3 separate regions of the Mus musculus genome follow, and regions 1 and 2 are each linked to region 3. A link is a contact called in ENCODE POLR2A ChIA-PET data. All regions are on one chromosome and are shown on one strand. Each heading gives the region's core, a stretch centred on a gene start or an enhancer-like site at or near the end of the contact. The rest is flanking DNA. Distances are from core to core; before and after follow the strand shown.

Region 1 (2,747 bases), core at 58-2,557, 100 kb before region 3:
CCTCCCGCTGAGGGGGTATTTGACCTTTGGTCCCTGTGGGGGCGCCGTCTTTCCCCTTGCAAAGAAAAAAGGGGAATCAGATCTCGTCTTTGGGCTTATACCAGTCTGGGGGAAGTCTTGGGTCGCTTTCCATCAAACCCTAGACCCAATTTCGGGGACTTTAATCCTTCGTGGTGCGTTTTTGTACGCTACTGTGATTCTATACCTGCCCAGAAGTCAAGGCGTGATTCTGTTGGCAAGCACTTCCGAGGCAGCTTTACTCACTTTAAAACGCAAGGCACGCCCTGAGGCTAGGGGTGGAGTTACGACTTAGAACAGAGATCTTGAATTAAGGTGGGGTACCTCATTGTACCCCTAAGGTGCCTAGAGACCTTGACATTGAAGACTTCAAAGGGAAGTTCCTGGAGGGCAGGAATACCTCTACTCTGGCGCGCAGCCGACTCTAGCATTCAACAAATTTTTGTGCGGGGCGTGGTGGTGCACGCCTTTACTCTAGCACTTTGGTGGCAGAGGCAGAATTGGGAGTTCAAGGTCATCCTTCACTAAGTGGTGAGTTCGAGGCTAACCGGAGCTACTGGTGATCCTGTCTCAAACTAACAAAAAAGATTTGTAAAGTAAGTAAAAGTTTACACGTGGCATTGTCTACCCTCCAGAGTGACCTCCAGGGACAGCACCCATGAGCTGCCATCCAGAGACACCATTCCCATTCCAAGAACAAGCACGGGTAAATGGTTTAACATCGCTCCAGTTCTTTTTAAGAGCCCTGGTTTTTTTCATCTTCCCTAGATTTCCCTAGGGTTGAAGAACACCCAGAGAAGGGGGATGGGAGACCGGAGACCCAAAGTGTGACACGGAGGGGAGGACTCGGGAACTACCCACCTAGAGTCATAAAGGGAAAAAGAAAAGACGGGGAAAGCTGCACTGAGCGCACGAGCGAAAAGCTCCCTACCAAGCCAGGCTTTGTTCCCTGAACCTAAGACTTTACCCGGCGGCGGGCGGGCCGGGAGCGAGCGAGCGAGCGGAGGCGCGCGGCCATGGCTGCCGCGGCCGGGCAGGGGGGCCGGGGGGGCGGCGCGTGAGCGGGCGGCGCGGGGCGGGCGGGCGCCCGCGATGTGCCACTCGGCGCCTCCCCCGCCGGGCCCTGCTTGCACCGCGGCCGGGCGGCTCTGGTAGCCGGCGAGCGGCGCGGAAGGGGAGCGCGGCGCGCGAGTCTCATTGTTGGGGGGGGGGGGCCCGTCGGGGCATGAGGGCGAGAGCACGGCGGGGGGGGCGGCCAGACAGAGCGAGCGAGGAGGAGGAGGAGGACGCCGAGGAGGAGGAAGGAGGAGGCAAAGAAAAGAAGCGGCGGCGGCGGCGGCGGAGGAGGGGGCGAGGAGGCGCGCGGCCCCCGCTCCCTCCCTCCCCCCCTGACCCCCGACCCCCGCCGGCCGGCCCCCAGCCCCAGCCCCGGAGGGAGCTCATGGGAGTATGAAGGAGATGGTAGGAGGCTGCTGCGTATGTTCGGACGAGAGGGGCTGGGCCGAAAACCCGCTGGTCTACTGCGATGGGCACGCGTGCAGCGTGGCCGTCCACCAAGGTAAGGGGAGGGGGGAGACGGCCGGCGGGGGGGGGGGAGCTGCGGGACCCCGGGGCGGCGCGCGCACGGGGTGCCCTCGGCCGCGCCCTCCGGAGCCCTCCTGGGGCGCCTGCCCCTCCCCCACCCACCTGAAGCGAAAGGCGGCGTGGGCTCCCCCCCATCCCCAGCCTGGTCCTCCAGGACCGGGTCAGGCATTGTTTTCTTGCCTATTGTTCAGTCCCGCGCCCCCCACCCCAAGTTGAAGGAGTTTTGGGGAGAGTCCAGGGCGCAAGGAGTGAACTCCCTGAGCCCCGCACCGCCGGTGTCAGGGCTGTCCCGGGAATGTTTACCTGCGAGGTAACCCCCCCTCCCGCCCGGTTTATTTTGGTTCCCGCTCCGGGAGGAAGAGGTCAAGGGGGGGTCATCCCCCTTCGCTTCCGGATACTGGGAGGAGCGGAATTGGGAAGGGAGGAGAAGGGTCCCACGGGAGAAGGGATCCTGAAACCCTCCGGGGAAGAGCTGAGGCTGGGAGAGCGGTTTTACAGGGGGCCGGAATGGAGGAGAGAGAGGTTTGGAGTTTCCCCCTGCCGCCGCACATGGTTCGGGAGTTAACTCCTTAAGGAATCTTGCCGAGGGCGCAGGCTGGCATCTCCGCCTGTCTGGCACAGGCAACCACCACCACCCCCCTTCCCAAGACAACCCTTAATGCTGTGGCTGCGGGCCTTTCCCGCCACTCTCCTCTGGGTACCTGCCCCGCACCTGCCCTCTGTTTTCACTTTTGACCTGTACGTGTGACAGAGGCAGAAGATGAGGTCCTTGAACCCCCGACTTCCTTGGCTTATCCCTTACTGGCCCTTTAAGAAGCACCCCCCCTCCCCTCATAACAACAAAACGTGTTACAATCATGACTATTTCTTGTTCTGGTGCCTAGGGGACTGGTCAGGGCAGAGGCGGCGGGGGGGGGGGGGGGGGAGGGGGAGGAATTCAGGTCCAGAAAAAAGGGAGAGGGGTGGGATGAGAATGGAGGATCTTTGGAAGTTTAAGGTCAAGGACTCTGTCAGACTTTTTGCCCCTGTTTGAAATGCTTGGTTGTGTGATTGAAGGCTGGCTCTATGCGGTTGGACATTTCTTGTAGTCCTGTTCCATTGAGTGATCCCGGGTCTGGGGAGCAGCCCCACCTACTGGGCTGGCT
Region 2 (3,035 bases), core at 448-2,947, 120 kb after region 3:
TGTCTCAAAAACCAAACAAACAAATGACTATAGTTGCGCTTTACTTCAGATTTCAGTGAAATTTCAGATTAGTAATTGTGAAAATGGCTACCTTTACACAATATGTTTATTTTTATAAAACACAGCTAAGTGAAAGAAAACTAAATTCACTCATGTATTTTGGTGTTTATATTACTGTGAAAATTGTATTTATGTATTCATTTTCGACAAAAAAGTAAGGACTCATACTATTTTGTAATCTTATTACAATTTAATTCAATGCCAATACATGTATTTCTACAAGAATATGTATTTTAATATCCTCATGTAATTCCAAGTGGAAGAATTCTGATTGACTTAATTAAAAAGGTTGTTATTAATTTTAATTTTTCTTTTGTTCTCTTTCTTTCTTACCTTTTTTTTTTTCCTTATTTTCTCTGTGTAATAATGCTGGCTGTCCTGGGACTCACTCAGTAGACCAGGCTGGCCTCACAGAGATCCAGTCACACAGATCCATCTGCCTCTGCCTACCAAGTGTTGAGATTAAGGGCGTGCAACACCACTGCCATGCTTACTACAGAATTTTCAAGTATTTTTACTATAATAAAACATAAATTTGCTTTTTCTTCCAGAAACTTCCATCCTAGTCAGACTAGTGTGGGGCTAAACAACCTCCTCCCAGGGGTCTTTATCACCTATTAAGGGTATAGACATAACGTGTATGTATAATTTTTCACTTAAATCTCTGAGAGAAAAAAAACAAAAACCAACTGATCCCAGTTATTTCAAAACTTAGACTCAACTGGCGAACAGCTATAGTCCCAGCAACAAGGGAGACAAAGGCTGAGTTCGAGGTCAGCCTGGTCTGTGGGAGTCTAACAGTGCAAGTCCCACAGCAGCTGGGGTGGTTTCACAAAGAAACACTGTAGTGGAAACAAACTAACAAACAAACAAAAAGCCAACAAAACAAAAGAAAACAAAACCCCAACATTTAAGTCTCCCTTTCCTCCCTCAGACCTATTTTAGGGGTGGAGGAGCGCAGGATTTTGTGGAAACAGTACCTATTTCCTACCAAACTCTTCCTGCTTTCCCCTTAGCCTGAAGGTACGAAGCGCACAAGCCCTGTGACAATGGGATACAGTTTTTCCCTTGTGGCTCCCCGGCGGGCGTGGAACTCTCGAGCCTCCTGCCTCGGCCTCCGAGGAGCCGGTGACAGGCAGCACTGCCCCGCCCACGCACCGAGAACGGGGCGGGTCTAAGGGCGCCGACCTCGTCCCTGCCCCCACACCCTCTTCCGGAGGGGAAAAAATACCCCAGCAAGTCACCGCGCTTTGTCTTAACGTTCCTTTGCCAGCGCTAAACACCGCCAAAGAGGTCACCTAGGGAACCAGAGCAGAAACTGGCCCGCATAAAAATCAAATAGGACCTGCTGAAAAACACGCAATTATTTCTACCGGAAGTACTGGGGAATATAAAACACTTGTTACCACAGATTTCGACAGTTTTTCCGGCTACAGTATCACAGGAAAGTGGGATTTAGTCGTCTCGTCCCACCATCCTCAGATTTCACAAATACTTAAAAATAAAAATAAATAAAAAATTAAAAAAAAAAATCTCCTCAGGCTTTTCCCGCCAGATAATGGGGGCGGATCCTGCTCCGCTCTCTCCGCTCCGCCCCGGAGCTGCGTCCTCAGCTCTCGGGCGCCCCCGTCGCCTCAAGTAGATTTTAGAATTCTCCCAGGAGCCCCAGCGGGAGGAGGCTCCGCCCCCTCATGAATATCGAGCAGCCTCGCCTCCTCTGCCCCTCCCCTCATGAATATTCAGAGATCTCCCGGGAACCCTGCGGGCGGAGCCTCACCCTCTCAAGAAAGGATGAGACGCCGGGATCCTCGGCTCTTTTGCCTCCTCTCTTGAATCGCTCGGAGCACTCCCAGGAGTCCACGCACGGGAGGAGGCCCCACCCCCTCGCGAATAGAAAGAAACCTCGGCTCTTCAGTCTTTCCCTTATGAATACCCAGAACCTTCTCGGGAAACGCCCCCAAGCAGGCCACGCCCTCTCATGAATACTAAGCAGAGGCTCCCATGGTGCCCTCCTGTTCAGGGATGTTATTCGGAGTGAGGCCCTTAAAAGCCCGTGCTACCTCCATTTTAGACACCAAGTTGCTGAACGGGAGAAACGGGAGCTCTTATGGTAGGGTAAGTGGGGAGGCTGTAAATGGAGATCTCAAACTTGGAGGAGTTATACGCTCCACTACGTTTTTTTACACTCAGGTTTTAAAAAAAAGATTTTATTTACTTTACGTTTAGGAGTCCACTTTTGCTGTCTTCAGACACCCAGAAGAGGGCATCAGTTCTCATCACAGATGGTTATGAGCCACCATGTGGGTGCTGGGAATTGAACTCAGGACCTCTGGAAGAGCAGTCAGTGCTCTTAACCACTGAGCCATCTCTCCATCCCTACACTCAGTTTTAAGGCAGTTTCCGATTCACTCTTCCCCTGGGCCAACAGGATCTGTCACAAGAGCTTTTCATTAAAAAGTTGTTAGATGCCTGGTGTGATGGCATTTCCCGATGGAGGCAGGAGGCTAAACCAGCCTAAGCTACTTGAGAATCTGGCTCAACCACCCCACCCCCAAAGCCCTTAATATTAAATTCTCATTTATTTACAGATTCTGTGTCTTTTTCTTTTCTCTTTTTCTTTGAGACAAGGTCTTGTTGGGTAGTGCTAGGCTAGCCTAAACCTCTGACTCTTGCATGAGCCAGTTACAGTGCTGGGATTACAAAAATCATGATCCAGTATGCAGGGCTTGATTCAGATGGAAGCCTGCAGTGGGGCAGGCTGTCTGGGAGGCCTTAAAGATATAACAGAATGATACATATTATTTGAGACTGGGTCTCTTGTAGTCCAGGCCTCCTAGACTCCTCAGGTACATAGGCATATATATTCAGGAAAAACACCTATCCACATAGAAACACAAGAAAACCAAACAACCAGTTAAAGTAGATAACAGATACCCTGACTTCCCTGGGTTGGAGTAGCCTAGCGGTAGAATGCT
Region 3 (2,992 bases), core at 197-2,696:
TACAGGACAACTCCACCACACAGGCAACAGAATCACCCAGATTACAGGTCTCCTGGCAAGGATGGCAAGTCTGGGTTGTCAGCTTCAGTTGAGGCACTGCCTCCATCAGATTGTGGGAATGTCTGTGAGTGTGTGTTCTTGAGTATGACCTGAGAGAGGAAGGCCCAGCCCACTGTGGGTGGAGCCATCCCTAGGTAGGTGGTCTACCTGTGTAAACAAGGGAAGCTGAGTAAGGCAAGAGAAGCAAGCCAGTAAGCAGCATCCCTCCATGGTTTCTACTTCAGTTCCTGCCTCTGGGTTACAACTTGAGCTGCCTTAATGATGGGCTATAACCTGTAAGATGCAAGAAGCCTTCTCCTCCGACAGTTGCTTTTGATCTTGGTTTTATTACAGAAGTAAACTAATGCACTGTCCATAATAGACAGTTACATGAAGCACATACTAAACTAGACTAACTTTGATGGAGCCCTGCAACTTGATCCAATTAAGGACACCCGGCAAATTCAGCTTAGTGGACAGATACCCAAACTGATGTACTTATTGATTCAATTACCTTCACTTTGAGAAGATCAATAGTGTCCTAATCTAGCTCTCTGCTTCTTGGATATTTCTGCCTTATTTAAGGCATTCCTTCCCCACAAACGAACTACAGGACTTAAGAGCAATTGCCACTTAACATAAAAAAAAAAAAAGTGTTACCGATACCGAAGAAAGCTGCCTCCTCACTACACATCAAAGCAAAACACTGATGTAAGGAAGGAAACAAAGATGGAAAAGATTTGAAATGGACGCCTCTAAACGGCACAGCTCAGGATGGGAAATGACTGAAGCCCACCCTTTCAACAGTCCAGGTCCAGGATACAACTGTGAACTCCTAGCTAAAAAAGGGGGAGCAGGGGAGGCTATGTCCGAAGATAACATACACAAAATAAAGTCTACGTGCCCAAGATCTACCTCCTTCCATACCATGAGTTCAACTGTCCCTTCCCTAACCTTAGACTTCCTGGGAGCCCCCGGGAAGCCCCCGAATCAGCAAATCCTGACAACAGCAAACATTCCTCGCCGCACATCTTCCCGAGGCTCATCTCAGTCCCTCTGTGGGCTTCACCATCCGCTCCCTCTCCATGTTTATCACCCCCTTGTGCTGAAATCAAGACTTCATTACCAGGGTTACCGACTGCTACCCCCGACTTTCACCCCACCCCGGCGCCTGTGGGTCTCGGGCTCAGTCGTCGCTGCCCAGGCCTCTAGCACTTACCAGGTCTCCGCCTCCCATGATGGTGGAGACGGTTCTTCAGTCTGTGGACCTGAAAGATTCAGCGAAGGCAGAGAGGAAACCTAGGGAAACAGTTCAGAGACGGCCTCTCGGGACCTAATCCCTACAGGAACCAGCTGCCCTTTTCCCCGCCCGCTCTAGCTCGCACTTCCGGGGTGGTGTCATATGACTGCGTCAGCGTCTCGGCTCGATGACGTTTGGTATGAGCGCTAAGTCTACGTGAACCTAGAGTCGCAAGTACTTTCTACCCTCCGTCAGTTTTGGTGGCCTCTTTTTGGTTGCCTCACGTAAGCCCCTGGCCCCAACTGTTGAAAAGCCATAGGCGGGTTCTGTTGCCTTGGCAACGCATCAGGGCTCTGCCGTAGAAGCGAGACAGTGTAAGACCTCAGTATCTGCCAACTTAGGCCGCCTCCCCATCTCACCGCTACACCAGGGTTTCCAAACCAGCTTTTCGGCCAGCTCCCTCATTCCCGGCATGTTTTATAGAAATAGATGCTATCAAACAAAATCCCAAAAGCCAGATGTCATGGCACACCCCCAGTCATCTCCCACGCTTGGTAGATGGAAACTGGCCAGCTCTGGCACAAAGTTTGAGATCATTCTGGTCTGGAAATACCTATTTTTATTATTTTATTTATTTTTGTTTCCTAGACAGTGTCTTTCTATGTAAAACCCTGGCTATCTGGGGACAGTGTAGATCAGGCTGGCCTTGAACTCAGATCTATACCACTTGCTTCTGTCACCAGAATGCTGGAATTACAGACTTGCTAAACTATAGCCAGCTTGTGTCTTTATTTTTATTTTTTAAGATTTATTTATGGGCCTGTCAGTAGTGGCACACGCCTTTGGTCCCAGCACTTGGGAGGCAGAGGCAGGCAGATTTCTGAGTTCAAGGCCAGCCTGGTCTACAGAGTGAGTTCCAAGGACAGTCAGAGCTACACAGAGAAACCTTGTCTCAAAAAAAAAAAAAAAAAAAAGAAAGAAAGAAAGAAAGAAAGAAAAGAAAAGAAGAAGAAGAAGAAAAGATTTATATATAAATAAGTACATTGTTGCTGTCTTTAGACACAACAGAAGAGGGTATCAGTTCTCATTATGGATGAGTTTGTGAGTCACCAGGACCTTTTTTATTTTGGTTTTTCAGAGACAGGGTTTCTCTGTGTAGCCCTGGCTGTCCTGGAACTCACTCTGTAGACCAGGCTGGCCTCGAACTCAGAAATCTGCCTGCCTCTGCCTCCTGAGTGCTGGGATTAAAGGCGTGTGCCACCACCCACCCCCCCACACCCACCCCCGGCCACCAGGACCTTTTGAAGAGCAGTCAGTTGTCTTACCCACCAAGCCATCTCGCCAGCCCTTGTGTTTTTATTTTTGAGTTGTTAGAATTAAAGAACTGGAGTGATGGCTCAGCCATTAAGAACACTGGCTCCGAGCTGGTCGTGGTGGCACATGCCTTTAATTCCAGCACTCGGGAGGCAGAGGCAGGTGGATTTCTGAGTTTGAGGCCAGCTTGGTCTACAAAGTAAGTTCCAGGACACCCAGGGCTACACAGAGAAACCCTGTCTTGAAAAACAAAACAAATTCAGCCGGTGGTTCGGGGAGACATACCTTCCACCTTAGACCATGGCCAAGTTCATCCGTAACTTCGCGGAGAAGGCACCGTCGATGGTAGCCGCTGCCGTGACTTACTCGAAGCCTCGATTGGCCACATTTTGGCACTAC

Evidence for each region. ChIA-PET counts read pairs that join two places held with the same protein, here RNA polymerase II (POLR2A).
Region 1: POLR2A ChIA-PET joins it to region 3 with 15 read pairs in embryonic stem cell. The contact joins the promoter of Mllt6 here to the promoter of Cwc25 in region 3. POLR2A ChIA-PET finds 5 or more read pairs at or near these places in 4 of 5 experiments (Patski and embryonic stem cell).
Region 2: POLR2A ChIA-PET joins it to region 3 with 11 read pairs in embryonic stem cell. The contact joins the promoter of Fbxo47 here to the promoter of Cwc25 in region 3. POLR2A ChIA-PET finds 5 or more read pairs at or near these places in 4 of 5 experiments (Patski and embryonic stem cell).

What each region holds. Positions count from the first base shown.
Region 1 is chr11:97,662,105-97,664,851 of GRCm38, forward strand. Mllt6 (myeloid/lymphoid or mixed-lineage leukemia; translocated to, 6) reads left to right here and starts at 1,308. Exons shown (of 20, transcript NM_139311.2): 1 at 1,308-1,576. The coding sequence starts at 1,468.
Region 2 is chr11:97,882,457-97,885,491 of GRCm38, forward strand. Fbxo47 (F-box protein 47) reads right to left here and starts at 1,698. Exons shown (of 11, transcript NM_001081435.1): 1 at 1,467-1,698.
Region 3 is chr11:97,765,167-97,768,158 of GRCm38, forward strand. It overlaps Cwc25 (CWC25 spliceosome-associated protein), which reads right to left and starts at 1,447. Exons shown (of 10, transcript NM_026186.4): 1 at 1,259-1,447. The coding sequence starts at 1,276. It also overlaps the pseudogene Atp5l2-ps.